2 separate regions of the Mus musculus genome follow, and region 2 is linked to region 1. The links are chromatin loops, found by intact Hi-C in ENCODE. Cell type or tissue: heart. All regions are shown on one strand. Each heading gives the region's core, and the rest is flanking DNA. Links, peaks and the distances in the headings are about the cores only.

Region 1 (16,472 bases), core at 2,859-10,858:
CTAAGATTTTCCAGTTATCTGACTCGTGGGTATTTGATGGTGATACAGGGCCTTCATACTGACTGCTCACAGCAGCCTTACGTATAATAGCTCCACATGCTCAAAGGTATGCAGATGAATGAATAAACTGATAATTGTGAACTATGCATGGGACAAGGCTGTACAAAAGCATGAACAAAACAGAGAGAGCCCTACAGATGACTGTCTAGAGCAGTGGTTCTCAACCTTCTTAACGCTGCGACCCTTTAATACAGTTCCTCATGTTGTGGTGACCCCCAACCATACATTTTTGTTATTTTATAACTGTAATTTTGCTACTGTTATGAATTCCAATGTAAAGGGGTTGTTTGACCCCCCCAGGTTGAGAACCCCTGCAAGTCTAACTGGGCTAAGTATAAGAAACCAGACATTTGGGGGTGACTGGGCATGTTCACTGTTTTCATTGTAGAGGTAGAGGTAAAATCTCAAAATCTCGCCAGGCGTGGTGGCGCATGACTTTAATCCCAGCACTTGGGAGGCAGAGGCAGGCGGATTTCTGAGTTGGAGGCCAGCCTGGTCTACAGAGTGAGTTCCAGGACAGCCAAGGCTACACAGAGAAACCCTGTCTTGAAAAACCAAAAACCAGAAAAATGTAAAATCTATCTTTCTTCCTTCCCCCTCCCTCCCCTCTTCTCTCCCTTCCCCCTCCTTTCCTCCTGCCTTCCTTCTTTCCTTCCTTCCTTCATGTGTTTTTTTTTGAGACACAAAAGATCCTTTGTAGCCACCTAGTCTTGGATCTCAAGCGTGGCCTTGAACTCACTGTTCAGGCCATAGCCTCAGGAGTGTTGGGATTAAAGGATGAGCCAGCATCACTCCTGCCAATAGAGTGAGTTGTTTTTAAAAAGTTTAAGAAATGATATGGTAAAGCTACTTTTATGGCTGTGAAATGGTATAAGATGGATAAAATTATACCTCTCACATAATTATTTTAAGTATATACAAAGTAGGAAAAACTTGAAATTGTGTTCTTAGAAGAAGAAGCCTGTTGTGAAGGTGTTTTTTATTTTCTAATTAATTAGTTTATTTAATATATATAAGTACACTGTAGCTGTCTTCAGACACACTGGAAGAGGGCATCAGATCCCATTACAGATGGTTGTGAGCCACCATGTGGTTTCTGGGAATTGAACTCAGGACCTCTGGAAGAGCAGTCAGTGAGTTCTCTTAACCACTGAGCCATCTCTCCAGCTCGAAGGTGCATATTCTTATGGGTGCTTCCAGCACCAGGTGGCTGAGGTGAGGGGAGCGGAAGTTCGAAGCCTGCCTGTTTGTAAACCCTGTTTGCTGTTGGACCCTCTGTCTCCCTGGGGACATTTGGCTTTAATAGTTATCATTGGCATCTAGTGGAGAGAGGCAATATGTACTGCCGAGCAGCCTACAATTGGAAACAGAGTCCTCAGCAAAGAATTAACCAGTTGCATCTGCTAGAGCTGTGAGGTGAGGTGAGAAACCCCGAGGAAGTCAGCTGACCATCTGACTCCGCTTGTTACCATGCCTGTGCTGAGGGTGTTCATTGGCAGAACAAGTCACAGAGCAAAGCCTCTGCAGAGATTGTGTCTCAGGGGTGTGTGTGTGTGTGTGTGTGTGTGTGTGTGTGTGTGTGTGTGTGATGTACGTCTGAGACTTGGAGTGGTTTCCTATCTTGTGAGAAGTCACCCCTCGTGCAGGCAATTCCCCAGCCTTGTCCAACTGAGGCCTGTCAGTACAGCTTCGTTTTAAACTATGGGCTGGGGTGTAATTTTGGTTTTGAAATAATTAGTGACTGTTTAAAGCATGAAATTTGTATTTAAGACTGATGAGTCAAAAAGGCCTCTTTGGTCAGGTTTTTGCTGGTATTTCATAATAGGCCAAGACCTCCATTCCCAGATCAGATACTTCAGTTGTTTTATATGGTAATGCTTGGGTCTTCGTAGTTTTTTTCTTTTTCATATAAGAGCTACAAAGTTTTTTTTTTTTTAATTTTTAAAAAAGATTTATTTATTTATTTATTTATTTATTATATGTAAGTACTGTAGCTGACTTCAGACACACCAGTAGAGGGCATCAGATCTCATTATGGGTGGTTGTGAGCCACCATGTGGTTGCTGGGATTTGAACTTTGGACCTTCGGAAGAGCAGTCGGGTGCTCTTACCCACTGAGCCATCTCACCAGCCCCACAAAGTTTATTTTTAACTGATCTTTAAAAACAGAAACCTTTACCTATTTGTTGAGGTATCCTGGTATTTCAATAATATACACACTGTGTAAATCTAGTTCTATCTCTCATTTCTTTGTGGTAAAAATACCCAAACTCCTTTGCTCTAGCTGTTTGAAATACACAGTATACTGTTTATTGTCTTTCACCGATTTAAAAGAGCAAGGTAGAGGTGAGAGGAAGATTCGGGACCAAGGATGACATGGTTGAGGTTGAGGCCCTGAGCCCTCAGGCTCTGCTTGTGGGATAGTCACTCCCAGGAGTTTGTGAAGTCAGTTTGATGGGGACCTTAGACAGAGCTTGCTGCTACTGCCGACTGGCCTGCAGCTGCTCCCGGAGGCTGGGGTTGCTTGGCGTGCGTGTGGAATAGTGTGTCCGCTCTTGCTTCGTGTCCTCTTCTTTTCTGTCACATTACAGCTTGTTTGCCCCTAGACCTTGCTCTAGACTAGGAGTGGCAGAGTCTCTGTAAAGGTGCAGTGCTGTTGTGGAGCTCAAAGACTCCTCAGCGGCCTGTGGCGTGAGAGCACAGAGGGCCATGCATGGTGACTGTTCCACTGAGGCTTCTGTGCAAAACTGCATCAGGCTTAGGCCTGTCACTTCCGGTTCTCTCGTCAGCACTTCCTCTTTGCTGGTGAGTATTTGGGGCTGGTTCCCCTGAGGTGGACAATTGCAAATGGAAAAAAATGGTTTCTTTTACTGTGCTCATTCTTATTGATAGCATGAACTTTAAGGAGCAGAATGATAAAACAGCCTTAGCCTCTTCATTTCTCACACAGCCCACATGCAGACAGCAAATTCTGGCACTATTTACCTTTGGAAATAGTCTTGGAGTTAGGCTTTCCCGTCCACACTTGGAGTAAGGCAGTGAGCTGTCTGCTTTCTCTGCTTTTAACTTATCAGTCGTGTACGTTGCTTAAATACTTTCCAAAATAAAATTGCTATGACTTACTTTTCTCCCTCTAGTTATTCCCATCACTCAGGATACAATTCTTGACTATAGCTGTATACCCACGAACATAAGGACTTTAAAAAATATGTATTCAGTACACCCTCCCCCCCTTTTTAAAGATACTGGACTGTGTGGGTGCCTGGGGCTTTTCTCCTGATGTTTCAGTTAGGATGTGCTTTCTCGGAGAAGAGCACGTAATTCTTCCATAGCAGGAGCCTCGCAGCAGCCCACTAAGTCTGCCTGCCGAGTGTGTCTTTTTGTACATATATGCATCCTCCTTTCTCTCTCTCCAAAGAGTTGTACATGCCATTTTATCCATTCTTAAGGCTTTGTAAAAAGTTTTTCCTGGTGGGTGATGGAGAACGAAAAAGGAGTCCTAAGCCTGGTGGAGGAGAAAATTTGTTGTAGACGGAGGCAGATATCTGGGAGAGTCCCAGAGTGTGCAAGACCCTGAGCTGAGCCATGTGGAGAGAGCAGAATCAGGAGACTCAGCGGCCGAAAGGGGGAAAGGGTGTAAAGGCCTGGACAGCCGGAATGGCTGGGTTATCTAGGGAAGGGGAAGGGAGAAGGGCAGCCCAGCCTCTGGGCTGCAGTAGTTTAAGGTAGGGGGCGGGTTTGCCAGCTGGGAGGACTCTGTCACAGGAAGGGATTTAGGGACTAGGAGAACCTGGTAGCCAGTGTCTGCCTTGATATGCTAATAGGCACCCCATTTAGCCTTCTGTGCCAGGTTTGAGACGGAACCCTGGGGTGGCCCCTTCGCATAAATTTATACTCTGCATGTCTCTGCATGGATTCTACTTGCTAAGACTCATCTAAGATGTAAGACTTTTCTGTGAATATCCTGACATTTTCTCTTTGGCAGACAAATCTGAAGGAGTTCTAGCAAATGAAATGTGACAGAGAAGTCTTCCTTTGGTGGGAGGTGAAGATGAGAAGTGGAACTTTCTAGAGACTGTTTGTTGAGAGTTTCTTCCCCTAGGCCCTGCTGTTTGTATGTTAGTAGTTACCTTAGAGGGCTGTTAGAACCAATAAAGGACAGTATTCCAGTGTCCAAAACACTTCACTGTTTACGCAGTAAACTGTCTTTTCTTGGTCATAACAAGACCAGGAAGTTGTTCAGGAGTAAGACATCATCAGAGAGCCGGTTCTCAGCGCCCGGTAAAGACAATTTAGAACTTCATCTCAAAAACCACAGCCATCTAATGTGTTTGTAGTACTATCAAATTGAGGCTTAATTTACATTTTCCTAATGACTAACTGATAAACACTTCTGTGTGTGTGAGTGTGTGTGTGTGTGTGTGTGTGTGTGTGTGTGTGTGCGTGCGTGCGTGTGTGCGCGCGCGCGCAAGCGCTCTTGTGTCTGTGTGTTTGTGCAAGTGCATGCATGTGCTTATGTAGTATGTGGAGGCCAGGTAGGTATCTTCCTCACTTTCTTCCCTAATTCTTAAAGACAGGATCTCTCCCTGCCCTGGAACTCATTGACTGGCTGGTGAACTCCAGAAATCTGCTTCTCTCTGCCCTTCCAGTGCTTGTGTTAGCAGCATGCCTGAGGGCTTTTGTGAGGATGTCAGAGATCAGGACTTAGGTCCTCATACTTGTGTGACAAGCCCTTTACCCACTGAACCATCTGCTGAGCTCTAGGAGGAATCCCTCCACTGATTAAGGTGTGTGTGTGTGTGTGTGTGTGTGTGTGTGCGCGCGTGCACACGAGCGTGCATGCTCACGCTATAAATTATATAAGCATAGCAGTTCCTTCCCAAGTATTATTAGTTACCAAAGTATGCAGATCTTCAAGTACTCTATTTTAAATAGTGTAGTAGCTGGGCATGATGGTATAGGCAGACCTATAATCTCAGGTTAAAAAGTAGAGATGAGAAGATTGTAAATTCAAGGTCAGCCTGGCATCATGGGAAGGCTATCAAGAAAAAAAGTTACAGTATTTTCATATAGCCTGTGCAGATCTTCCTAACATCTAGGTTATTTACAATATTTAGCCCAATATAAATGCTATATAAAGTAGTGACAGTGTATTGTTTAGGAAATGATTAAAAATATGCATGTCCAATGCAATTTTTCCTCATATTTTATAGCTGGTTGAATCTGGATCCATAGAAGCCACATATATTTTGCAAACCAGTCACTTCTACCCCTCCTCCTTTCCTTCCTTTTTTTTTGAGATAGGGTTTCATACTTGAGCTTATTATATAGCCAAGACTAGCTCTTGTCTCCCGACCCTGTTTCTTACATACTAGGATTATAGGCATGTGCCAACACACCCAATTTGATAATCTGAAATTGGTGGAAAGCTTTAGCCCAGTGGTAGAGTGCTGGCCTTGCATACCCGATGATACAGGTTCACTCCCAGTACTGCCAAGACACAAACACCCACCCTTAGTTTGTGGGATGCTTAGCACTAGAGAATGTCATGTTCATTTGGCTGGTTAGATACTAGTGGAGTAGATCTCTAGCTTTCTTGTATTGAGGCTTGTGGTTTTCAAGCCTGGTTCTGTGAATGACCAGGAGGGTGTAACACATAATAATTTATCATTTATGCTGAGCAGAGATTTGAACCCAGTCTATTACCCAGCAAAGCACATTCCAGTATGATTTATTAATCTAGAAGTATGTGTCATTTCAGACTTCTTAGAATCATTAACTGTTTGTAAGACTAAAAAGAAAATTATACCGTAATGTTTTGTGTGCCATTATAGTATTTTCAAAGGTGGGGATCTTTCAAGGTGTTTTGGGATAGATCCCTCATAGTATCAAGGGTTTATTATACTTGAAGTTATCATAAAGGTATCCATTTGTTGGAACAACTGACAGTGTTCTTAGTCTCTTTGTCTGTATATTTTAACTTTCTAAGTCAGATTTGCAAGCTTGTCAGCAGTGCATTTATAAGAACTCATCCATACTGGGGGCACAATAAAGTCCAGGGTGACAGACGGTAGTCACCCTTTATATCAGCTTCTCCACACTCAGTCCTCATACTTCAAATTTCTTTCTTGAATTTTGCTTTCTGTTACATTCACACTATTTTCATTGTTCTAATAGAAAGAGGATTTTTGCCTCTCTTCGCCTTTGTTTATACTACTAACTGTATTGTTTGTTCTTGTAATGAACTGCCATCAAGAGAGAGAGACAGACAGACAGAGACAGACAGACAGAGACAGAGACAGAGAAACAGACAATTTATCTCCTGCCACTCTGTCATTTTCACAGCAGTTGAGCATATGAGAAAGGATAAGAAAGATGGTCTGGCTATGAAGAAAGTGCCAAGGATAAGCAAGCAGATGTACAATTAGAACCCACCCATCTCTGGTTAACCCATTATAGATGAGCACACATGAGCTCAGCATTGGGTTGGTGCTCTCGCACGTAAATCTGAGAAATGGAGTTCGCAGGTAAGCTTTTCTCTTTTCTTTCTTTCCCTTCCTTTCATCTTAACACATTTCATCAGTTTGCAGCAAGGTTTCGTAGCTAAGATTCTCCATGGGAGCAGGAGAAGGGTTGAGAAGCATGCTAGGTATAAGGGGCATCAAAACATGGAAAGATCTGGGATTTGAAATATAACCCCAGTTGAGATCTTTAAAATACCTCTACCTTTTCAGTAATATTCATCTCTGTTATTCTTTCCTTTAGCTTCAGGCAAAAATACTTGTCTATCTGTAACTCAGTCCAGAAAAGCCATTCTTGAGTACATTCCGGCTGTATGTTCCTTTTGCTGAACAAGTGACCTATATCGCCACCTATCGGTAAAGCTGTACTTTCTACTAGACATGTAGCTTGCTTAGATAACTGAATTTTTCAAGGTGAAGAGTTTTGTAGTTCAGGAGAATTTAATTTCCTTTTATATTATATATTTGGAAATAGTTTCAAACTAGAAGTGAAATTATAAGAATAGCATACTAGGATTCTCCACAGAAACAACCAAGAAGATAGATAGATACACACACACACACACACACACACACACACACATATGTGTATATATATCCCTTTAGAATAATTGTGTATATATCTTAATAGATTTTTATAGATAATGAAAAGCTCTTTTAATACATTTTGTACATATATGCACAACATGCATACATGTGCACACATTAAGGAGTTAGCCCTGTAGTCAGAGCGACTGAGAAGTCCCAAGGCACATTCACAGTTAGCAAGCTGGAGACCTAGGAGAGCTGATAGTAATCAGCTTTCCTCCCATGCCAGTGTGTTCCCTCATGACCCCACAGCAGCACACTTTGCTAGACATGTAAATCTACTTAGGATTCAATTGGGTTGTTTTCATGCTTTGATTGCTAGTATTATATAAGCATGCTTTAAAAAAACCCTCAAGTACATAGTATTGTGAGTTAAGTGGACTTCTAAGAGCCAGTCTTGAGTACAGAGTCTGACCAGAATGTATAAACTCCCAGCAAAGCTACATAGTAAAACAATGTTTAGAGCACATTTATTTATAGTTAACCTATGTGCATGTTTTGGTATAGTAGAGGCTAGAGTTCTTTTTTAAAATTTATTTCTTTTATTTTTTTGAGATTATAATTGTATTATTTCCCCTTCCTTTTCCTCCCTCCTATATAGCCCTTCTTAATCTTTTCATATTTATGGCTTCTTTTTCTAGTAATAATTGATATATATTTACATAATATTACATATAAATTATACAAATACACAAATGCAAACTGCTCAGTCTATATACTCTTTAAAAGAATATTTTGGTGTTTTAAATTACAAGTATGGGGGCGGGGAGTTGTATTTATGGGCATGTGCCCCATGCTGGTAATGAATTACTGTGCCACCATGCTGGTGATTGGACTAGTGTGCCCCCATGCTGGCGATGGACCAGCGTTCCAAGGTTTTGCCTGAGTACCATGTGCTTCAGCTCAGGTCCTAGAGGGCTACAGGGTAGAAGAAGCACTTTTGCTGTCTTTATCCCCTCCCTTCTAGTTTAATATGCTGACTTAGTTTTGAAAACCTCCTTTCTCAGGCTTCTTAAATGTATGCCTTAAGCATTTAGAAACAAATATGAAGTATAAATAGATGTTTTAACTCAAACAGTCATTTAGTGAGTGAGTAAGGCTTCCTGGAAGGTGGTTTATTTAGTTGTTCTGACATGACACTCTAAACATGTAGTAGATTCACTTAACATTACCAGCGTTTCCCCCTTTTGCTTCTTGGGTGGTGTGTGAATTTGCTAACCCTGTCATTATGCTTGGCTTCAAGCAATGGGAGTTTGCCCAGACCTCGCTCTCTCACAGTTTCAGGGTGTGCTCATGTCCATGAGAACTATCACCATTGTTTGAAATTCTAGCTACTCTCAGATTTAGACTTAAGTATAGCTTATACTTTTTACATTTCATGCCAAGGATGAGCGACCTTTTAGTCTTGAACTGAGAATACATTTTACATATTAGAATACGCTGATAACATGGTTAATTTATAGATACTAAGTATCCTTAGAAGATTTGAAACACTTCAAAGTAGGAAACTTTTAAAGTTATTCAACTGGTGTCATCTGCATAAATATTCCAACATTTGAGGAACTCTGACATTTGAACCATTTCTAGTCCTCAAGCATTAGAGCTGAGGGAGGTTCAGCTGGCACTTAGAAGTCAGTTGTCAACATTAGAGGTTAGCACTCTGAAGGTATGGATGGATCATCGTTAAAGCAGCCGTTTAGAACTGCATAGGTATACAGCATACCGAAGATGTAGTGTTCTTATTAGATATGTAAACTCATCTCTTTTTTCCCTAAGAAAATAATTTGCCCAGTAAAACATACTTGGTTAGACCTGTAACTGAAGCTCCGTATTCCCTGTTTTTACACTGTTTTTACCATTTTATTTGACTCTTAAGCAAGGGGGGCAGTGTGAATTATTCATAGATTCAGGTAGATTACATTTTTTTCTTTTTTTTATGTTATCTGCTAGAGACTGTGTTTTCTGTGTGACCAAGAATTCTGAGTTAGGTGGAGTGATAATGTATGAGGAAGGCTGAAGCCAAAAGGCTAGAGTGTGAACATGTGTGGTGGAGTGTGAACATGTGTGGTGGAGTGTGAACATGCGTGGTGGAGTGTGAACATGCGTGGTTTGTAGAAAAAACATGTAAAGGAGGGCTCTGAAGAGAAGAGGTTTAAGAACATTGATGGGAAAGGACTTGCATGTCAGTTTTGTCTTAAAGACAGCTAACAGCTTCCTAGGATGATTTCCTTACAGAAACCGTTGGTGATTCCCAGTTCCTGTCTCTGCTAGCCTGCATGTCTCTGCTTGACTGTTGAGACCTGTACAGTCCTGCTGCTTCGAGCCTGCCCAGAGCTCATCAGAGAGTCTTCATGTGTGGCAGGCCAGGCTTCTGTGTCGCATCTTTTCTTAATAATGCCTTTTAAATCTGTGTGTTTGTATTGTTTCTACTATTTCATCATGGTTTTGATTTCTTTTTACTCTTCAGCTTGTCTCTCTTTATCATCTTAGAGTCCTACTTTTATAGAAATCACCTGATTCTTGAAACTGAATCACAATACAGTAGTTTCTTTGTTTTTCTTGCTCCTTTCATTCCTAGCCATATTTTAAGTTTGATCAGAGTAGGAACAAACTTTTAGGTTCCCCTTCATCTGTCCTTTTTTTCTCCTTCTCTTCAGGCTGTCCATCTCAACATTGTAAACTTGGTCAAGTTGTTAGCCCTCTTTAAAATGGTTTTGGATAACCATTTGCTGTATTCTTGCCTGGGGAAGCCAGTTTCTTTCTCTCTCTCTCTCTTTCTCTCCCTCTCTCTCCCTCTCTCTCTCTCTCTCTCTCCCTCCCTCCCTCCCTCCCCCTCTGTGTGTGTGTGTCTCTGTTTCTGTCTCTCATTCCTTAGTTGCCTTTAGCAATTGTTTGTGTAGAGCCAAGGCCTCCTGTGTTCCCCTCTCCCCGGCACCTCAGGATGTCTATGTTTGTATTGGTGAGACTTGGAGTGTAGCTTCTGACATTTCCTAGGACACACAATCTCACAAACAACTCCCTGATCCTCTGGCTCTTTCTGCCCCCTCTTCCACAAGTTCCTTGAGCTGGAGTTCTGTTGTAGATGTATCCAATGGGACTGGGCACAACCTCTGCATTTTGATTGGTTGTCGTATTCTGTAATGGTCTCCATTTGTTACAAAGAGAAGTTTCCTTGATGCAAGATGAGGACTAAACCTCTCTGTAGGTATAAGGACAGATTGGTTATCTAATACGAAATGGTCAGCCCTGAAAACATACATGCAAGTTATATTAAACAGACTGAACAGGTTGCATTTATGTATAGTATACATATATCTATATAGTAAAAATAATGTAGAAAGAGGCCATCAGTTTGGAGGAGAGTAAGGAGGGTGTGGAGGGGTAAGGAGAGGAAAGGGAGGTGTGCATTTATATTTTCACAAAATAAATAATTAAAAAAATAGACTCCCTCAGAGGTTGATTGGGTATACTAAGGATAAATTGCATGGCCTCCTGGTAGAAAGTACCCCATAAATGCTAGCCTCATTGTTGTACATTATATTGTTGTAGCCAATGTATAAAATGTATGACCAGACTTTGTATGAAAACAGTTGCTTAGCCTTTCCTTATAAAAGCAGAATATTGTTCACAAAAAGGCTAGTAATAGGAGTTAATTATGAACGTCTAAAACCTTTTGGCAAAGCTCCAAAAATATTAGTAGTCTTAATCATGGTTAAAATAATTATTTCTTCTCTGAAGTTTTCTTCCAGTTGGTGTAAACTTAAACAGGAAATAGTTTTTCATGTGTTTTTACTCTCTGAAGTATTTTGTGGTGCACCAATCCCTTGAAAATGTTTTTTTGTGGTCCCCCACCCCTACCCCTGCCCCAGCTGAGAACAAAACTCAAGGCAAGAGCTCTACCACTGCGCTCTTGCCAGTGACCCCCAACCCCGTTCTCTCTCTTCAAAAATGTTTGTTTGTAGTTGTGTGTGCATGTGTGTGTGTAGTGGGGAGTGGTATGTGTGTGTGAGTGCAGATGATGGACCGTGGCAGCTGTAGGTGGAGGTATGGGCGCTGTTCATGGAGGGTGCTGGGCACCAGTCCTCTCTGCAAGAGCAGCGTGGGCTCCTAACTGCTGAGCCAGCTCCTTAGCTGGGCTAGGTTTCTAAGTTGATGGCTGTTTTCTCTGGGTACTTTGAAGCCCTTACTTTCTGATTGCCGGTGATGAGAAATCTTCAGGGTTTTATTGTTGTTAGAAGTATTTTGCCTTTTAAATCACTTTTAAAAGAATTACTTGTTGGTTTAAAGTAGTACACGAAGAATGCAGTTCTTTTTGTTTGTCCTGCTTAAGGGTGGCCCAGAGTATGAGTCCCTCCCATCTTCTGAGTTCTGGAAACTTCAGCCTGGGTCTTGAGCACTTGCCTTGTTTCATCATCTCTTTTGGATCTGCTCTCAGGGCGTGTAGGGTTTACCCTGATTTTTACTTCTTACATGGTGTCTCCATCTGGACAGTGCTTTGTGTGTTGTTTTCCTGTTTGTTTACCATGAATTCCCTCTTGAGTAGAGTTTGCTATGGTGCTTCTGTAGTGAATATTAATTTTGTTTTAAACTCTATTTCTCTTTATGCCTTCCTTCGTTGAAAGCCACTGATTTTAGTCCGTTCTGCTCTGTAGGGTCTATCTGGTAGTTTTGGTGAGAGGTGAGCAGTCACTGTTGCTCCCTGCGGTTTACAGTAGGTTGTGTGCTCACAGAGTTGCCGATGCTCCTGTGTCGGGTCTGCCAGTGAGGCTTTGTTTGACTGGTATATAGTATGGAGTCCATGCTCAGATTTGTTTCCACTGTCTGTTGAAGAACTACAGTTGTTGTGAACTTTATTTTTAAGGCAGTGTCTTACCATGTAGTCTTGCTGGCCTAGAGCTCTCTATGTAGACCAGGGTGACCTCAAAGTCACAGATATGCCTGGCCATGTGAACATATTTTAATGTGGATTTCTTATGTTGAGGGTCTTGGGCCATGATGGTAATGTATATGCCTGGAATAGATTCTGTCTTCTGACCTCACATTAAGCCCAGGCCAACACAGTTAAGTTTATAGATCTTCCTGGCCAAGACACATTTTCCTCCCCAGCATCTTGCCACCGATGGGCCAGGCTCTGACCTCCCTAGCTCTGCTTCAGATGAGATGGGTGGGGTGGGGCTGGAAGGTGAGGGTGTAGAAGGTGAGGGTGTAGAAGGTGAGGGTGAGGGTGTAGAAGGTGAGGGTGTAGAAGGTGAGGGTGTAGAAGGTGAGGGTGTAGAAGGTGAGGGTGTAGAAGGTGAGGGTGTAGAAGGTGAGGGTGTAGAAGGTGAGGGTGTAGAAGGTGAGGGTGAGGGTGTAGAAGGTGAGGGTGTAGAAGGTGAGGGTGTAGAAGGTGAGGGTGAGGCCTTGGTTCTGTTTTTATTTTTTAGCGGTCTTGTCTTTTCTCTTCAGCTGGGAATTAAAATTCAGACTCTTTCTACGTTTCTCATGAAGCACAGCATGCTTTTAGATTATTTTGTCAACTATGTTACTAGAAATGGTCAAATGACCGAATCTTAACCTGTCGCTTTGTGGGCTTGTATGTAATATTTAAATACCATTTCCAATGTTTTTACCGCTTGTCTGGCTTTATAATCCTGCCCTGTGCATGGTTGCTTTGTTCAGGCATCCACTCATTCTTTCAACAGGTATGTAGTAAGTAGATGATTAGATGAAATATATTATATGTGTATGAATGCAAAGAGGAAGGATAATGCTTTAATTTTCTTTTAAAAATGTTATTCTTTAACATCAAGGAGCTAAAAGAAGATAAAATAAACAGTGTGAAAATGCCACTTTGTGGGAGATGTTAGGCAAGGAACCTTTTGTAACCCAGATATTTAGCAGAACCCATTCTTTTGAAATTTCTATCATAATAAATTGAACTTTTGTGATCTATAAATAGCATGGATAATCATGTAGTCCTGTACCCAAAGTGGTCCAATTCATAGATACTCAACATTTCAGTTGGCTACTGAATAGTATACATTTATTATTAAATACATGCAGCAGAGTGAGGCTGACAGTTACTGGTGTTGAAGAATAAAAGCCAACAGTACAAACTGAAAGTTTTCTCTATAAACTTCAAACTAGAATAAACTGTGTAACTGCAGCTGGAGTGAAGATGGAGAGGCAACAGAAACTGAAACCTTGTTGTTAGATTGAAGCCTAGAGGCTTCCCTAGTCAGAGCAACTGAAGCATGACTTGATGAGTCAAGAAGTAACAGCATAGTGGTATCTGGGAAACTCAGCAATGACCTGTGACGCTGGCAGCAAGTCTCTGTGTTCCCTAGTGGAAGCATTACAGTATAGACTTCAACACAGAGAAGAGTGCATACATAGACTCAGGTGCTAAAGGAAATAAAGTTTCGTTACATCAGAGGCAAAAATATGCAGCTATGCACTCAGATCAATCAACAGGGAACTTTTTTTGTCAGCTTTTATCCCTTGTTTGTTTATTAAAGGGAAAAAGAAAAATACTTTGTTTGGTATTGGAAGAACCCATGAAAAGATGGTCATTTTGGAGGCTAAATGGTTGATTGGGTGCAGTTTAATGGACCAAAGCAAGAGTCTAATGCTGCATATTTCAAGGTTTTCTGTCTAAGGGCTGATATTGCTTGTTTGAAAGAAACCAGAAGACAGCCAAATAAATGTCTTCAGAAGTAGAAAAGAGAGTAAGTTGAATTAGCGAACTTAACTAAGAAAATAGTTATTATGATATTTGTAGTCATGAATGAGAGTGCCACTTTATATTCCTAGGAAAATGAAATAAACTACAATATATATTTGTTTCATTTAATTTGTCTTGAGATGCATTTTTTTTCAGTTTCCCACATAATGGATTTTAATATAACTCATGAAATATTTTGTCTGACAAAATAGACAAAAACAGGCAACAGGGTTACTGTGGATTTGTGGCCAGTCTAAGTTCTAATTTTTTTTTTTTTTTCCCGAGACAGGGTTTCTCTGTGTAGCCCTGGCTGTCCTGGAACTCACTCTGTAGACCAGCCTGGCCTCAAACTCAGACATCTGCCTGCCTCTGCCTCCCAAGTGCTGGGATTAAAGGCATGCGCCACCACGCCCGGCATCAGTCTAAGTTCTATGGTTAGTTTAAAACACACACACACACACAGATTGAAAGCAAGCAAAAAAAAAAAAACCTTATTCAAGTGTATTGATGCTTATTTTTAGTCTGTATTACCTCTATTCAGTAAATAGTAATAAAATTTATATATCTAACATGTAGGGTAAAGATATAATCTTTTTTACAATTAAATAAAAATCTTTTTCTTAACACTAGGGGGCTCTCTAGATTTATGGATTCTTGTTCTATGTCACAGTGTAGGAAATCACTTGAAAACATTTTATTACAAAATGAGTACTATTGCCAGAAAATATTAGATCACCTTAGGCTCTAGTAAGTTCTAGACCAGTCTGGTTTGCAGAGCAAGGTGCTGTTTCAACACTACCCCCTTCTACACCAGGAGTAAAGTTGAAAGCAGGTAAAGGAAACAAGATTGAATTGTATTAATGCATAATGCATTATAAAGCTGGGTTTTTTTTTTGTTTGTTTGTTTTGTTTTTTTGGTTTTTCGAGACAGGGTTTTTCTGTGTAGCCCTGGCTGTCCTGGAACTCACTTTGTAGACCAGGCTGGCCTCGAACTCAGAAATCCACCTGCCTCCGCCTACCGAGTGCTGGGATTAAAGGCGTGCGCCACCACGCCCAGCTTAAAGCTGGGTTTAAAAATACTTACTTGTTTAAGATTGGGTCTCACTGTGTAGCCCAGGCTAACCTAGAACTTTCTGTGTAGCTTAGGCTGCTCTTGGGCTTGTGATCTCTGACCTTTGCCTCCTAGGGTCCAGGTAACAGGTGTGGCTCATCGTACCCAGCACAAGCTGTTCCTTTAGATAGCAAGCAAGTATCAGCCTCATCCTAGCAGTGGCCTGTATGGTGAGATAGTGTGAGCTAGAAGGAAGTTTCGTGCTCTTTATTGCCATACTGATTCTGTAAATGGTTCCTAAATCCTATTAATTCAAATGTATTTATTTTAGAAATTTAACATGTGCTTGAAAGCTGCTGTCAGCAGTTATAATTTTGAAGTTTTAAAACCCCAGGAACATGTTTTGGTCTGTCTGAGGAATAGTCTTACTCTTTCTGTGTTAGGATTTTCATGACACTCACCAGATATACTCTGATTGCCAGCAGTGTATTTAAACAGTTTTTGTCTTTTTTTTCCCCCTTTATTTAGAAGACTATTACATTTAAACTTTATGTTCATTAAGTAGATAATGAAAACGTTTGCACCCTCACTGCATTGCTACAGGAACATATTTACCATATGTAAGTGCATCTTAGCTCAGTCTTCTTCAGCACAGCTCTGGGAAGTAGATACTCATTGTTGCACATTTTATACATAAGGAGACAGTAAGAAAAGTTGACTTGTTGTGTTCATATGCAGACTATAAGCAGTCTTGTTTCAGAGCTCTTGATTTCTTTGGGAGTTGGAGGGGAGTTTGTACTAGGAATTGAACCTAGATCCTTAGATGTACACATTCTACTACAGAGCTGTATCCCCAGCCTCCCCTCTCCCTTTAATAAGTTGTCTAGTCTGCCCTTGAGTTTGAGATCATCTTGCCTCAAGACTGCTGCCTTGCTGGGATTGCAGGCTTGCATCGCTAGGTCCAACAGAGCCCAAGCTTTGTAGAGAAAGGGTATAATAGACTTGGTAGAGTTTATACTTACTGTGTGTGGTAAATAGTCTAGAATACCCCAACTTACAGTTTCTTTTATGATAAAAATAGGTATTTAAAGTTGGAAATGAACTTAAAGTCTGTTTTCCCTGTTATTTTATGGAAAAGAAGAAATTATACTATGTTATTTAGGAAAGACGGTAAAATCAGTGAACACTGTGATTTTAAGGTGGAAAGAAAGAATGGTGTTAATGGAAAGAATGCCTGGCTAGCGTCTTAGATGTCTTGAGTCACGATTCTCTGTCCTCACCTGCCCGATGCTGCCCCAGAGGCTGTTCTCTGTGCTGGGGAATAGCAGTGACATTTTTTTTTTTGTCAGAGCGTGAGTACAGTATTTTCCCTTAGCTCGTGTTTTCAGTGGGATAATGGGTTGAGAGTATTCAACAAACCTTAGTCCCTCCACACAAATGGACATGGCTTGCATTGTTCTTTTGCGACATGTCCTGTATTTTTAAGTGTTAGTGGCGTCTTGGTAGGGGAATAATAAAGGCAAGTCTCGTCTGCATTGTTAACCTA
Region 2 (16,472 bases), core at 5,730-13,729, 540 kb before region 1:
GTCAGCAGACAACAGACTAGGACCAAGTACCTGACCCCATGCACAGACTGTCACCAGGTCTCTGCAAGACCTCTGGTGAATTGCTTTCTCTCTTGCTGCTTCACTTTCTTGATCTGTGAAGTAGAGACAATAAACACTTAGAGGGCTCATCTCCCAGGGACAGTGTGAGGGTAAGGTTTGGATAATTGCTTTGGAGCCACTCTGGAAGCAGTACGCAACACTGTGCAGAGAAGGTGTGACCAAATGACTTTTGCCGAAAGGGGACATGGGGACATTTTTAACTTTTATTTTTGTTGACTTATATTTAAGAGACTTTTTGCTTCAGAAGAAGTTTTTTAGCTCAGATGAATTTTAATATCTGAGTTTGAAAATCTGAAACAAATTTTCTATTTAATCTCAGGAAATAAATAGTATAATTTTACCTTCTTAAAAAATGCTAACTAGACGTGAAGACTGATTATGATCTCTCTCCCTGAGAGCTAAACGTCCGTCCTGATAACATGAAATGTGTTAGCGTTCCACAAGAAACCTCCTAGCCCCTGAAGTCACTCTCAAACCTCACATCTCCTTCCCCAAGGAAACTAAGGTGAGAGAGGAGAAGCCAATCCCACATCATCAACTTCTATTTCTAGGTGCTGTCTCTCCATCCCAGCCCCATGCACCACAGGAACTTTGCACTCAATATGGCCAAAACAGCTCTCCTTGTCCGCCCGAGCTCTCAGCCTCAATAAATGGCAATTCCGAAAGTTAATTTCGTTCCTTCCCACTCAGCATCTAACAATAGCAGGACTTGTTAAGAGACGCGTACTGACACACCATACCTCTGATAGGCACATAGCACATAGCATCTCAATATTGCCAGCAGCTCTAGGGAAGCAACATTTTGCAAAGGCGATGGAAGCTTTGAGCTGGAAGCAGAACTGGAATATGATCCTCCATCTTGACCCTTTAAAACTTTCCTCTGACTTGTCGGATGTTCTTCCTCTGAGCCCTGCAGCCCCAGAGATGCCCCTGTAAAGACTTGGCTCATCTTCCATCCATTTATTTAGCCATTTATCACTTGATTCAGAAAATATCTCAAGTATATATTATGTTCCAGGTACCATGGTGGATGCTGGGACTAGTCATGAGCTATGCAGACACTCCTCTTGCCTTCGTGACAATGACAATGCAGGAAGAGAGACAGTGACCCACAGTGACCCAAATAAGGAGCAATCACACAATGAGGCACTAAGAAATAGACGCATAGGATGTTATGAGGTCACATGTAAAAATGCAGGGAGAGGAGACTGACCTAGCCTGAGGACAGAGTTGCCTGAAAAGGTGACATGAGTTTAAATCTAAATCAGAGCGCGGCAGGTAGAGAAAAGAGCATGTGCAGAGGCCAAGGTGGGAGGCAGCCCTTGCCAGATTCCGCTACCTGAAGAGTCAAGCCATACCCCTTAAGGTCTCCGTTTAGTAGGCAAGCAGGCAGACGGCAAGACAATACTCCAAGTACTGTATGCCCCCAATGCCCTTCCCATGATACTTGATGAGTGAATCCATATATTTGATGCCTAAACACTGGAGTTAGTTTTTAATAGAGATTCTACAGGCAAATACCTTGGCGCGGAACACATTTGTCGCCACGTCTATCACTGCGAGGCCTGTGGCTCCAGCAGCTGCTGTCACTAAAACAGTTTCTCTGTGCCAAGGAAAGAGACATGTTACTCCAGAAACCATTCAAAGCTCACCCAGGGTTAAGATTCCAGGGACACAGACTAGTACATTTGACAGCAAGAACGGTAGAGACTCTTTCATTCAAACCTTCACGTGAATCCATTGTCCAGGTAGGACATACATAAGACTTCTGGGTCAGGGCTAATCTAGTCTGGTTTTAGAGCCTTCCTAAGATGGAGGTTTCTCAAGCCTTCTAGATAGTCTCTCTCTCAAGGCAGTAGCAATGGTTCATCTGAGCAAGCATACCAATGCGTGCTTCAGAAATTTTGCCCTATAGCCATTTTCATACTCAACACCACCTAATTTAAAAAGCTGGTAATCATGGAATAGCCACCATTCAAATGACACTACCAGTGGGGAGCAACTCTGAAAGCCAGATCTCTGAACAGATCGAGAGCCATTTTCCCAAGTAAAGAGAAGATTTCAGAACTTTTACGTTTAAAACGTCCATAGCCAGGGGGTGGTAGTACACACCTGTAATCCCAGCACTTAAGAGGCACAGACAAGCAGATCTTTGTGAGTTCAATAATAGCCTGGTCTACAGAGTGAGTTCCACAGCAGCCAGGGTTACACAGAGAAATGCTGTCTCAGATGGATAGATAGATCAATCCTAGTTGGCATAACCAACCAAGCCTCACAGAAACACATAGTCTCTGTTAAGCCCCCAGGGAGCTAGCTTATATAAACCAACCTCCACCTAGTGCTGATAGTACACGCCTATAATCCCAGCACTCCACGGCTAAGAATGAAGCTCTTGAGTTTGAAGTTCACCTGGACTATATAAGTTGTCCTAGGCTAACCTGAGCTACATAGCAAGACCCTGTCTCAAAAAGTAAAATAAGATAAAATAAAAATAAATCAAGTCTGTAAACTTGAAGTCGCCCTATGAATGAACCCCAAAGTGGTCAGATTCAAGAGAACTACTTTGCCAAAGCATTTAATGGCAAAAGGATGATCTATACCCAGTCTCCAGTATCCAAATTCATCTCTCTTTTGCCTTTCCTCAACTTAAAGGAACTTGAGCTGAAGAGAAGCACGGGAAAAGGCAAGAGAAAAGAATGGGAGAGGGGAAGGGAGCGGGGTACACTCTTATCTGTGATTGCTTTTGGCTCCTGTGGCTCAGACTGATATCTAACTCACTATGTAGCTGAGAATGGCCGTGGGTTCCTGATCCTCCTGCCTCTTTCCAAATGCTAGGAACACCAAGTGCATCACCAGGCTGGGCTTCAGGCAAGGTCCTGTCAGACATTTCTAATATCAGAAGAAAATTAAAATGCCACCTAACCCTCTGCCCCTAGACAGTCCTTACCCGGGCTGGATGCGGGCCCGATGATCTACAGCCAAAATAGCTGTGCCATAAGATACCGGTAACACTGCAGCATCTTGCAAAGAGACATTTTCTGGAATCCGCCACAGGGTCTGTACAAAGAAATAACATCGATTGGCAGTAAACATGTGTAGCTGGATACACAAGCTGCCTAGCTAACCTTATGATTCGATTGGATGAGTAATTTGCAATGGGAAGCACACGTCTATCATCACCTACTAAGGAGTACAAGTCCGGACCAAGCAAGCCAAGGTAGGGTTTAGGACCTGGGTGTGTCAGACTTCAAACCCATAAGGCTGGCATCTGCTCAAAAAGGAGCCAATTGATGGAGAATCGGCTCTAGGTTATTATGTAAAATGTATCCCAGTAAAGTTGGATGGGTTCCATATAACATGCCCCACCAGGGGGCACCATTCACATCCTGCTCAACCCAGCTCAGACCATTTTCACAAGCTTTATGGGAAAATATGTCCATGATATCCAATTCCATGTGCTAGACCAGTTTTTCAACCATAACTCACTAAGTATGGTCCAAATGGATAGCCAACGAAGGAACAAAAGGCTCTCTACACAAACAAAACTCTGTGCAAGGGCTGTCAAGAAAGTTAGCGTTTAAAGGGAAAAAAAAACCTGCTTGGTCAGGAAACACGATAAAATGAAACAAACGCAAAAGGAGGAGAGAACGGTGTGAGAAAGAGAGACAAGGAAACCAGAGAGAACAGTGGAGAAAAAGAAACGCCCATGTGTCCATCAGTGCCAAGAGTCAGAGATACCTTCTGGTCCGTGATGCACTGCTCCGCCATAGCATGAAAGCTACTTACTCCAATAACTCGATCTCCCTGGAGGGAAGAAAACATGTTCAAATGCATGGCCTTGTATTCCAAAACACACATCTCTGGCCTATCAGACACAGCTTGGCCTTAATATCTATTCAGAGCTCATTTCAGGTTTAAAACCAAAACAGCGATTCTCTCAATAGCTAGCAGGCTACCAAGCCAATAGAAGCACATTTTTCACAACAAGCAAGCCAAGGAAGGAAAAGTTAGTAGGAATCAGAATTCCTGTGACTACTTTCACTTGAGATTCAAACTCAAAAATCCTTTATTGTTTCAGTAACTGAAGACCAAGTGTTGTCTTATATTCATTCATAATAAAGAGCTTAATAAGGCCAGGAACTTGCACCAAGTCCTCCCCCACCTCCTCGTTCAGAATTCATTCTTTCTCTTCTGACTTGGTCACATGGCAAAGGCCAAGAGAAGCTAGACTTTCTAGGTATAAACAAGATTAGCACATCTCTCACAACTACACACACTTTCTGGTGTTTTATCCAATTTACCTTTTTCACAGTGCTGACATCTGTTCCTGTCTCTAAGACAGCCCCAGAAAACTCCATTCCTAAAACATTGAAAGATTAAGTTACTAAACTGGGCTGTGGTGACACACAACTTTAATCTCAGCACGCAGGAGCTCCAGGCCAGCCAGGTAACAGAGCTAGTTCCAGGATGGCAAGGGCTACAGAGAGAAAGCCCGTCTCAAACAAACTAACAAAAAAAAAAAAACCTGGGTAGCAGTTGAGAACACTGACTGCTCTTCCAGAGGTCCTGGGTTCAATTCCCAGCAACCACATGATGGTTACAACCATCTGAAATGGATCCAATGGCCTCTTCTGGTGTGTCTGAAGACAGCTACAGTGTACTCATAGACATAAAATAAATAAATAAATCTTTAAAACAAAAAACAAGAGAAAGGGAGAAAGAGAGAAAGAGAGAAAGAGAGAAAGAGAGAAAGAGAGAAAGAAAGGAAGGAAGGAAGGAAGGAAGGAAGGAAGGAAGGAAGGAAGGAAGGAAGGAAGGAAGGAAGATAGGTTATCTTTGGAGCCTGGCATCCTGCACACAGGAAACACGGCCAACAGGCCACCTCCTCCTTTTGAGCTGTTACCTTCAATGTCCATCATTTTAACTAAGCGTAAAAGGTGGTACTCAAAAACCTAGCACAATGAGCGTAAGACTTCATGATCACAACACATCAGTTATGGTTGTCCCAACTCTTTTTTTTTTTTTTTTTTTTTTTTTTTGGTTTTTTGAGACAGGGTTTCTCTGTGTAGCCCTGGCTGTCCTGGAACTCACTCTGTAGACCAGGCTGGCCTCGAACTCAGAAATCTGCCTGCCTCTGCTTCCCAAGTGCTGGGATTAAAGGCGTGCGCCACCACCAACTCTTAACCTACATCAAGAATATGCAAAAGCACAGAGACTCGCTGGTACACAGGTACTTTTGACCCTGACTGGGCCATGGGGTTCCTATACAACCCCAACTACCATGATCACCAGATGATATTTATCTGTTGCCATGTGTCCTTTGCTGACCTGTGAAGGGGTCCTCAAGGACATGGCCTGTGTTTATGCAGGCAACGCTCAGTTCAACAGGATGGATTAGTGTCATCTGCCCTTTCTTCATCCACTTCTGCAATTTATGAGCCTCTCAAATTTATGAATAGTTTACTTGCTCTGTCAGAGGAATAACTTAATTGTGACATCTTCCACTGGTCTAGTCTCTAAGCAAACACAGACAGAAGGAACTGGGTCCTAGTATTAACACACAACCAAAAACCCCAAACATAACAGCTATGTTGTAATCATGCAATCACTATAATCTTTATATTTATCCCTATAAAATATTCATGTACTATAAACATACTAAGCTCTACTTAAATCTCCTTAAATAAACTTCAACAACAAAAATCCATGCACTTAAGGTCTAAAAATAGTTGGGGGGTGGGGAGGTGGCTCATGCCTTTAAACCCAGCACTTGGGAGGTAGAGGTGGGTAGATCTCTGTGAATTTGAGGCCAGCCTGGTCTACAGAGTGAGTTCCAGGACAGTCAGGACTACACAGAAAAACCTGCCTTGAAAAAAACAAAAATGGTCTAAAAGTAACCAGACAGAGCACAGTAAAATTCAGACAGTGAGCTACTAAGATATGTCTAAACTTTTTCCTTCCTCTTCTTCCTTTTGGGCCTTCTGCGTTAAGCTTCTTAAGGTCTATGCCAATAAGGCTACAGATTGTAGCTGCAAGCATGGTCGAGATCCTTCAGAGAAAAACTGTAACTGAGGCAACACTAAGAAGGCAAAGGACCGAGGAGGGTTAACAGAAAAGAATTCTGGAGAACACAACACTGTGTAAACAGTTGCCCATTTATTCATTTTAAAGTAGTTAGTGAATGTCCTCGTTAGTACTGGCTGTCAACTTGACACAGGCCAGAAGTATCTGAGGGAGTCTCAATTATGGGGTTGCCTCAGTCAGACTGGCCTGTGGGCATGTCTGTGGGGCATTTTCTTGATTGCTAATTGATGTATAATGGTCCAGCCCACTGGGAGTGGTACCATCTCTGGGCAGATGGGCCTGGGCAATTCCTCCATGGTTTCTGCTTCAGTTCCTGATAGAAGTGTAAGCCAAATAAACCCTTTCCTTCCCAAGTTGATTCTGGTCAGAGTGGTTTATCCCAGCAACAGAAAATCTAACTAGACCACTGAGTGTCATCTATGGATTGGTACAATGCTAAGCTGGGGACACAATAGGCCTATAGGGGGAGAGTCATGAGGTAGTTACTCTAACAATGATAGTGACATAAATAACAGAAACCTCACTGGTCAAGCCTGGCAGAGAGTGGGGAGTAGTGTCTGAGAAGATGGGTGTGGCTCTGAAGACTCTAAATTCTTCTTTTCTGAAGTAGCAGTCACTTGGTCCCCCGTACTCACCCGGTGTAAAGGGAAGAGGAGGCTTTTCCTGATACTGACCACGACAGGCCAAAATATCAGCAAAGTTAACACCACAGAAATGAACATCAACTCTGACCTGCAGAAGAAACACAGCACAACAAAACAGAGACGTATACACCCTAGAGACAATGTTCATTCAGTAATAATGCATTTCAAAAGGGCTACTGAACGAATGACAACCATATGCCAGACAATGAACCATGAGCCAGATTATCAGGAGGCAAAATGGACCGAGTTTCTGCCGTTGTGGACCTATAAGTATAGCAGAAAAGGCACCAACTAAATAATAATAAAGCTAACAAAGCCATATGTTGTTGAGTCAGAATCTCACTATGTAGCCCAGGCTGGCCTCAAACTCACTATGTAGTCCATGCTGGCCTCAAACTTAAAATCTTCCCTGTGGCCTCTCAAAATTATAAACCTGAACCACCATGCGTGGCTCATATGTGTTAAATTATAACCTAACATAAAGTCTTAAAGGTAGGAGAAAGCACATGATGAGGGTATGTGACCTCTTGAGGAATGCCAAGGAAAACTAGGAAAGTAACCCTTGCACTAGTAAAAGCCAAGAGTTAATGATTCAAACTTGGAGGTGAACGCTTGGTGCTTGGCACAGACAAAAGCTATGGCGTGTGCAGATGCCCTGCGTGAGGGACAAAAGAAAAACTAGCAAGTCTAGAACTGGAAGAGGAGAGAGCGACAAGGAGTGAGAGCTCCACACTACACTGAGATTTGTAGGTCTGAACTGAGGAAGGTCCTTCATACTGGGAACAACAGAACGCCACTAAGCAGGGGGTTGCGGCGTTGTCTGAGCAAAGGCAATATGCTGGAATTTGAGTAGCTCGAACCCGGGAGGACAGCCTAGATCCCTGTCTTCTATGCTCTTGACAAAGTCATCACTGAGGTAGAACTACAACCACATGGCCAGCAGTTTCTCTAGAGCAGTGGTTTTCAACCTTCCTAATGCTGCGACCATTTAACACAGTTCCTCATGTGGTGGTGAGCCCCAACCATAAAATTATTTTCATTGCTACTTCATAACCGCAATTTGCTACTGTCATGAGTTGTAAGGTAAATGCCTTGGTATGCAAGGTATCTGAGATGGGACCCCTGTGAAAGGGTCATCTGTAGTGGCTATTCCTGGTTGTCAACTTGACTATATTTGGAATGAACTACAATCCAGAATTGAAAGGCTCACCAGTGACCCTTATCTGGAGGCTTGGAGATCCTTATCTGGATCTTGGTTAGGAGATCTTGAGCCATAGTGGCTATGGATTCCAGAAGATTAAATCTCCGAGTTTAAGGAACACACCTTTAATCTGGGCTACACCTTTGATCTGGGATTAAAGGTGTGGTGGAACACACCTTTAATCTGGGCTACACCTTCTGTTGGAAACAATATAAGGACATTGGAAGAAGGGAGTCTAGCTCTGGCTCCTTCGCCTGCTTGCTGTGTGAGACTGAGTAACTGCTAGATCCTTGGACTTCCATTCACAGCTGCGACTGAACAATTGTTGGGAATTGGGCTGCCGACTGTAAGTCATCAATAAATTCCTTTACTATCTAGAGACTGTCCATAAGTTCTGTGACTCTAGAGAACCCTGACTAATACAGTCATCCAACCCCTAAAGGGGTCACAATCCATAGCTGAGAACCACTACTCTAGACCTTTTGAGGAGCCAGTGAGTTTCAAAAGGTGGTGGGTCCAGGACCATCATCACTGGCATCATCTGCGATTTGGTTAGAAATTCAAACTTCACCTTGTGTTGGGGTGAAGTTTGCCCTTAACGACAGCACTGAGAAGACAGAGATGGGCAGATTTCTATGAGTTCCAGGCCAGCTAGGGATACATAATGAGACTCTTGTCTTAAAAAAAAAAAAAAAAAAAAGAAGTTCCAACTTTGAGGCCACACCCCATACTGACTCATACATGGGAAGATAGGAGAGGCTCAGCAACCTGTCTGAACAGGCCCAGAGAACTCTGGTGCTCATCAGAGAATGCAGCCCACAAGGGTGGGGATCCCAAAAGGTGCCAGCTGGAATCCCAGATCAATGTGCTCTACGTGTTTACGTTTACTGGAGAGGTGGCGGGTTGGTTAGAAGCCATTCTTTATCTATCAAAATCATTCATTTCTCAGTTCTTTAAGTATGTGCCACATGCCAGGGCCCGTTGCAAACTCCAGGGATTTAAAGGCAAAGAAAAATAACATAAAAACACTCTCAGAAGCTAGCTCCTTACAATGCAAACAGCAAAACTGGGGAGCCCATGCCTCCGCATCCAAAAACTGGAGTACTTATTGACTGGTGGATAGCATGTCCACTGTCCTCAAGACACTCCACCTTGGTTTAAAAACAACTTAGCCAAGAGTAGGGAGGCATTTCTGCACTCCGGAGACTGACACAAGAAGACTGTAAGTTCAGTTCCAGCCTGGATGACATGGTGTTATCCCAGAAATGAATGACTCAAGATGAGGGAAGTTGAATGGCTGTGATCACCCTCTCTTCCAATAATCTGTTTTAACCACAGGCCCCATTTGGGTGACCTTTACAACTGTAGCTGCATCTCTGCCTCTCATGAGCGACCCCTAACATGAAGATACTCTTGCGTACTCCACCCTGTTTCAAATTGTCATTCTCTACTACATATGTGTCACACGCTGTCACCAAAGTGGTCAACAGGCAAGGCCAAGGTGACTTCCACATTTCCTGGCAGGAAAAGGATCTCATCCCAAATTACAGCAGGACATAAGAGGAGCCCAGGCTTGTATTCTTCATGAGATAGATTGGGATGGGGGCAATGGTTCGGGGACCCGTACATAATTTGATACTGACCCTGAAGAGGGGCTAAGCAAAGGATAAGGGTCCTTTTGTCTGTATTGTTATGTAAAGTCCTGTGTAAATCAGACACAGTTTCTAAGGCAACGGCTCTGGAGCTCTCTGAGAGGCCTATGCTTGAGATTTGAGGGAGGGCTTCCTTGACATTTCTAGCCTTTCCGTGAACCTTGAAAGGGCTTGACCTTCCAACCTAAAGTGGGTGCGCTCCAGCCTCTGGTCGCCCCCTACGCTTGGGAACTAGGATTTTGACCGAAGCAGGAAGCCCACGAGTGCTGGGCCGAGAAAGTCAGAGGCTCTGAACTATACAAGGAGGCATCCCGGGGTCAAGCTTGTCACCCTACCTCCTGTGGCCCGACGGGGCGGGGAGCCACCTCTTGAATGGTCAGGGGCTGCTTCAACTCGGTGCAGAGTGCAGCTCGGTAGTGCCGGCCTTGGCCCTGCCAGGCTTGCCTGCAACAAAGAAAAGGGAGCTGGTTTTCTCAGCAGTACCCCTGGGGTCTGTAAGGGGGCCGGGGGGGGGGCGGGGGGGGGGGGAGTTGGGCTTGCACCTGCAGAGCCACACCGGAGGGAGGCAACGCGTACACAGCCTTGCTGCCATGGCCAGCTGAAGTCGCGAGGGGCGTGGCCAGCATGTGGCAGGAAGAGCTCTGGGGAGAGCGGAAAGGCGTCCCAGGACGTGCCTGCTCTGGCCGGGTGACCTGACCGGCAGGCGGAGCTCTTGTCTGTCTGTGCAGGGGACTGTCAGCCCCACACCACTTCTAGGGTTAGACCAAACAGTGTGTGCAACCCTTGATCTCTTCGCTGGTTCTGGAAAACAAAAAGGAAGCATGAGGGAAATGATTCGATCACCCCAGATTAAGAGTCTTTGAGACAGGGTCTCATTAGGTAGCTCTCACAGTGTTGACCAGGCTGGCCTAGAACATGTCATCTTCCTGCCTCTTGTTTCCTGAGTGCTGGAACTACAGGGTGTGCCTGGAAGACTATTAAATCTGTGTTTGGTAACATTTCAGTAGTAGTTCTGGGGTTCTTTCTAAGAAAGAAGTCCAAAATGCACAGGTGAATCCTTTGATGTCTACATTTGAACTGCTAGAGTTCTTGCCACTAATTTTCTCACACAGGACTAATTATGATAAAAAAAACTAAACTGTTACCAATAGTCTGGTGTTAACTGATCCTGAACAAATCCAAAGAGAATATCCAATTAAAGACAAGCCAGCTGGGCACACGCCTGTAATCCCAGGGCCCAGGAGACAGAGACAAGAAAACTGAACATTCGAATCAGCCAGAGCTACATTGTAAGACCTGTCTCCGATAAAAATAAAAATAAATTAACATGATGACACATGCCTTTAATCCCATCACTCAGAAGGCAAAGATAGGTAAATCTTGGTAAATTTGAGGCCAACTTAGTCTACATAGCCAGTTCCTGGCCAGCCAGGACTACATAGAGAAACCCTGTCTTAAAATATTAGTTAGTAAAAAAATAAATAAAAAGTCAGCCCAAAACTTAATGACTCTCATGCTCCAAAGGTTTACCCCTTGGTAAATGTGATTCAGTGATGACATAAGCCTTAGGGGCACAGGTATGCCCTAGAAGAACCAAAAATAATACTACTGTCTATATGAAATAGTATATAAAATTGCTTTGGCATTGGCAAGATAACTGAGTGGGTAAGGGTGCTTGCTATCAAGGTTGATAAGCTAAATTCAACCCCCAGACGTCACATGGTAGAAAGAGAGACCCTACTCCCAAAAATTGTCCTTTAACCTCCAAATGCTGACCTTACACATGAACCATGTACATGTATGTACACACACACACACACACACACACGTTAGTATTAGATGTAGATCTATCTGACCTATTTAAAACAGCAAGTGACTATACGCCAGCAATGTATGTGAGGTACATGCTATGCTGGAAAGAATGGAAGACTATATCATTGGATAAATAGATTTAACGACAGCATGGCATCTTTGGAAGACATCTGGCCAGAGGGTATAGGCCACAGGTTGAAATCCAGTTCTACCACCTCTTTGGCCACCTCCCTAATGGTTCTCGCCCTCAATTAACTCTTCCATAAGAGAAGGCATTGAGCAGGAACGAACAGCAATTGAATGGAGGAAACTGTAAAGCGAAAAGGAAGGATGCATTTCTGAGTTTATGACCTAAAGGCTTTGAGGGCTGAGGAACCCAAGAACAAATAAGCCCCTCAGGTGTGCAGTAGGCGCTGTCATCATAATCGTACCCGTTGGGAATTTTCAGCTCCACATACAAACAACCGAAGGGAAGCAATGTCTACAATGGGAGATGATTTCTTTTAAAAAACCCATGGCTCCAATGAGACAGGCAGGAAAGCACTCTGTAAACGGCATATAAACCAAGCATGTAAGATGAACTTGGGACCTGGAGATGTAGCTCAGTGCTATGGTGCTCACCCTGGCAAACTAGAGGCCCTGGGTTCAATCTCCAGCAATGTGAAAAAAAGGAAAGATAGGAATAGTGGAGAAATCCATGTCACCACCAAATGGTCATCCTTAAGCCTGTAGTGTAACTCCAGAGTAGAGCACCAACCTAGACTGTAAGGCCCTGAGCTTGATCCATAGCAACGGGGATGGAGGAGGGAGTTCCTGGTTGCCAGGAAAGCCAACAGCAATAAATCTCTAACTTATGAAGTATGTAATGATTGTTTGTTCTGAGTATTAATTGTTATTGCTGTGTAGACCAGGCTGGCCTCAAACTCACAAGAGATCCAACTGGTACCTCCAGAGTGCTGGGATTAAAGGTATACACCACCACACCCAGGCCTAGCAACCATTTCTTAATCTTGTTTAATTTGTAGGATCTGTATAATGCATAACATTTTCAGTATTTAATAGATATGTACCTAATAAATTATTGAACGAGAACTCAGTTATCTAGTATTAATTTTCCAGGTAATTGGAAATAACACTAAGTATTAAGTCTCATATTTGTAATTAAGTGCTTTTACAGAAAGGTTTTCATGTGCAAGTATATGGGGGTGGGGGGGAATGTATGTGTGGTATAAGTTCATGTATGTACAAGGGTGAACATGTCTAGGTTCACACAGAGGCCAGAGAAGGATGTTAAGTATGTTACTCTCTCATTCTCTGCCTTTTCCCTTCAAGACAGAGTCTCTCACTAGACCCGGAGCTAGGCTGGCAGTAAACAAGCTCCAGGGATTCTCCTGTCTTCAACATCCCTCCCCCAAAACACACACAGTTCTGGGGATGGAGCGATGCACACGACCCCTTCAAGCTTTTGAGGAGGCTGCTGGGATTAAAACCAGGCCCTCCTGCTTGTACAGCGGGTACTCTTACTCACCAAGATGCCTATCCAGCTCCAGAAAAAGGTTCTATTGTTGTTTTCACAATATTCTGCCATTCTCAGAGAATATGAAGATCAAGGAGTGTAAGGAAAATTTTCAAGATGGCATTCAACATTTATGAAAAATCTAAAAAAAAAAGTAGAAATCTATTTAAGAGTCCTGAAGGCTGGAGAGATGGCTCAGTGGTTACAAGTACTGACTGCTTTTCCAGAGGACCTGAGTTCAATTCCCAGCAACCACATGGTGGCTCACAACCATCTGTAACGGGATTTGATGTCTTCTCCTGTTGTGTGTGAAGACAGAAAGCTATAGTATACTCACATACATAAAATAAGTAAATCTTTAAAAAGAAAAAAGAGTCTTGAAAGGTGTTGAAAATATTTTAGGTAATTGAAGTGATTTGCGCACTTATGTGTAAAAATAAGTTTGACGTCTACAGAGAGCAGTTAAAAGGGTGACAGGCTGTTTAATAGTGGTTTTCATAGTAGCAAGAGAGACATCTAGCTTATCCATCGAGACGTTGCCACACCTTACTGTCTACGTTCAGCTATTGCTTCTAGTTGTCCCCGGTTATTTAATTTTATTTGGGAGTGAGGTGGCAAGAAGAAACAAGAAGAATAAAAGTTGAGTGCTGTAGGAGATTAACATCGAGCAGCTAAATCTGAACACTCAGTCCTCTCTAAAGGAGGCAGGAGATTGATCACTGCCCTCTAAACCAGCTTGAACCAGCTTGAGGCTCATTAGGGAAGTAAAAGAGTAACAGCTGAGTCTTCCTTCTGGTGCATATCACACGGAGAGATAATATTTAACATCCAGAAGCTGCTGGAGAGCTGGGGGTGAAGAAGCAAGCCAAAGCCTGAGACGCAAACCGCTCTGTTTTCACAGGATAGTAGAAAACAGTATACGCTCAACTTAGGATGACGATGGGAAGGTACAAGAATCCTCCAACAGTAAAAATGCACCATCCAAAAACAGGGCTTGAAAGGAAAAGCTGCTGCTGCTGCCTCCAAGTTTACTTCTACGTCCAGCACATAGCAGTACTCAATTAATGCCAAGAGGGTGGGAAGCAAGGAGCTCTACCAGTTGCATAGGAAAGCTGCTGGCCCCACACAACTGAAGCCACAAATCCCAAAGGTTGTTTGTTTGTTTATTTGTTTATTTAGTATCTATCTATCATCTATCTATCAATCTGTTTAGTGTGTGTGTGTGTGTGTTCATTCATAAGTTTATGTGAGTTTATGTGTATCACATGCAGGAATGGAGGCCATAAGAGGGAGTCAGGTGCCCTAGAACTGGAGTCCCAGTTTTAAGGGCTCTTGCACATGCTTGCTTGCTCTCTCTCTCTCTCTCTCTCTGTCTCTCTCTCTAAGGGTAGTAAACCCATATATATATGATTTATTTATTTTATGTATGTGAGAACACTGTTGCTGTCTTCAGATACACCAGAAGAGGGCATTGGATCCCATTACAGATGGTTGTGAGCCACCATGTGGTTGCTGGGAATTGAACTCAGGACCTCTAGAAGAGCAGTCAGTGCTCCTAACCACTGAGCCAACTCTCCAGCTTGCACATGCTTTCTTACCTGAGTTCATAGCTACTGGCATAATTTGATATTCACGTAGATCAGCATTGCTACTGTAGTTATCAGCTGTCATCTTGTGATGTCCTCCAAAATCCCAAGACGTATAGGAAGAGTTTGCCTTCTCCGTACTCTCCCCTGAACATTACTACCGATCACTACAGCAGAGTTAGCTTTTATCAGCTCCAGAGAAGTGCTTTAGTCATTGATCCATATAATAAGGTTTGCTCTGCAAGTTATTTTTCCAGTACCCATAGAATCAGGATTTCTGATCTGAGATGGAATTCTGGGTAGTCTTACTATTAATCCCAGTACTTAGGGGGCACAGGTGGGAGGAGCTCTGTGAGTTCAAGGCTAACCTCGACAGCCAGAATATATAGCCAGTGTCTCAAAATATAATGACAACAAAAAGGTAGTCTCATCAAACTTCCCCCTTTGTAAGAAACAGAGTAGGTGGGGTCTAGCCCAAGGTCACATTGCTTCGTTGTCTTAGGAACAGCATTAAGATCAGATTTTCCTGTCTGCTACTCTTTCTGTCATGCTAGATGAATCTCATTTCTCCATGTATACGTCATCATCTGCATCACTACCACCACCACCACCACAACCATCATATCATCACCATCCTTACTTCACTTTCTCATAGTGCTTCATAAGTTTCAAAGCACTGTCACCCAAACAGCTTCATCATTAATAGTGTGAGTAATGGTGATTAGCATTAGAATGAGCACTTGGTGGTTTCTCCAAACAGAGCAGTTTGCAAATGCTTCTGCATGGCTTCATTAGCCCTCACAATGGTCCTATATACCAGGATACTAGGATACCATTTTTTTCCCACTCTTTTATGGATCTGGCATATAGGCTGAAGAGGGTTAAGGAACTTGCCCAAGGCCACACATCTAGGAAACAGAGCAGTTTAGCATCGTCCTAATTGCCTGCTGCCAGAGACCCCTCTAACAGTCTCCAGCCACCCACCGTGCTTCCCCCCAAATGGCCTCTGGAGTAGACAAAGAAGGTATTATACAATGCATTGTGAACCCATGCTTTCCTCAGAGTTTTAAGCTTGGTTTTATAGGAATTTTACAGTCTCTCAGGCCCAGAAAAGAGAATAATTCCCCAAAGAAAAGAATATAGTGAAAGCAGCCTCCAGGGATGCCTGCAGTTAAAGGAGAAGGAAGAGCAGGGGAAAAAAAATGCTAGCATATAATTAGGAGTGTCTCCCCTGTTCCTATAGCCATGAGCTTGAAAATGCGCTCGTCCAAAAGTATGCTGTGTAAGAGGTAAAACTGTGATATGTAGAGCAGTGTTCACACACATACAGGGAAGCACAATGTGATGAAGGAAACAATGTTCTGACTGGGTTGCCTGGTTACAAGCTGTTACTTAAGAGGGTACCAGCAGGCATTTGGACTAAATTCTTGGCATCTAGATGGAACCACTTAGAAGCAGGGATGACCCAAGATATGGCCACTGTCATTTCCCCAAACCTAACCGATGGTATTTGATGAAAACAACTAATTTCCACCTTAAGCCATCATTAATTTCCACCTTAAGTCATCATTACAGAACTGCTGAACAAGTTCCCAAACATCCTAGAAATATTATGAAACCTTTTCAATTCCCACTTTCCCCGGGGAAGAGAAATTCTCCCCTTCCAACGCCCCGCCCCCCCAAAAGAAAAACCTTTATACAAACCTCCATTAGTTCTCTAGTCTCTGAGTTCAGGTTGGCATCCATGGCTTTATCTTCACTGCCAAGCTGTGAGCAACACAGATAACTCTAAGAATAGTGCAGTGAAGGGGAAGGAATTTGGGCTTTGGAATTTCTCACACCTGCATTTGGTTCCTGGTTTAGCTGCTTCCTCATTGTAATCTTGGGGAAATTGTT

What was found. Peaks named below come from ENCODE experiments on the same cell type or tissue, not always from the same donor. Only the 100,000 strongest peaks of a DNase experiment are listed, where the experiment ranks them.
Region 2: it touches region 1 in a loop (2.7-fold over the local background); 4 of 42 quality-filtered maps call a loop at or near these places.

Annotation. Positions count from the first base shown.
Region 1 is chr1:156,908,109-156,924,580 of GRCm38, reverse strand. All of the region lies in intron 1 of Ralgps2 (Ral GEF with PH domain and SH3 binding motif 2), which reads left to right. Among named protein-coding and RNA genes, the nearest start is that of 4930439D14Rik, 22 kb to the left of the region's middle. In heart, for the core only: a CTCF peak has its summit at 6,939; no DNase peak of the experiment used is centred there; H3K27ac peaks cover 1,193 bases.
Region 2 is chr1:157,452,378-157,468,849 of GRCm38, reverse strand. Cryzl2 (crystallin zeta like 2) reads right to left here and starts at 10,282. Exons shown (of 10, transcript NM_001033284.2): 1 at 10,205-10,282; 2 at 9,998-10,106; 3 at 6,801-6,897; 4 at 4,383-4,441; 5 at 3,820-3,885; 6 at 3,029-3,138; 7 at 1,603-1,684. The coding sequence starts at 10,254. In heart, for the core only: CTCF peaks have their summits at 10,151 and 10,355; a DNase peak (open chromatin) is centred at 10,299; H3K4me3 peaks cover 945 bases; H3K27ac peaks cover 1,220 bases.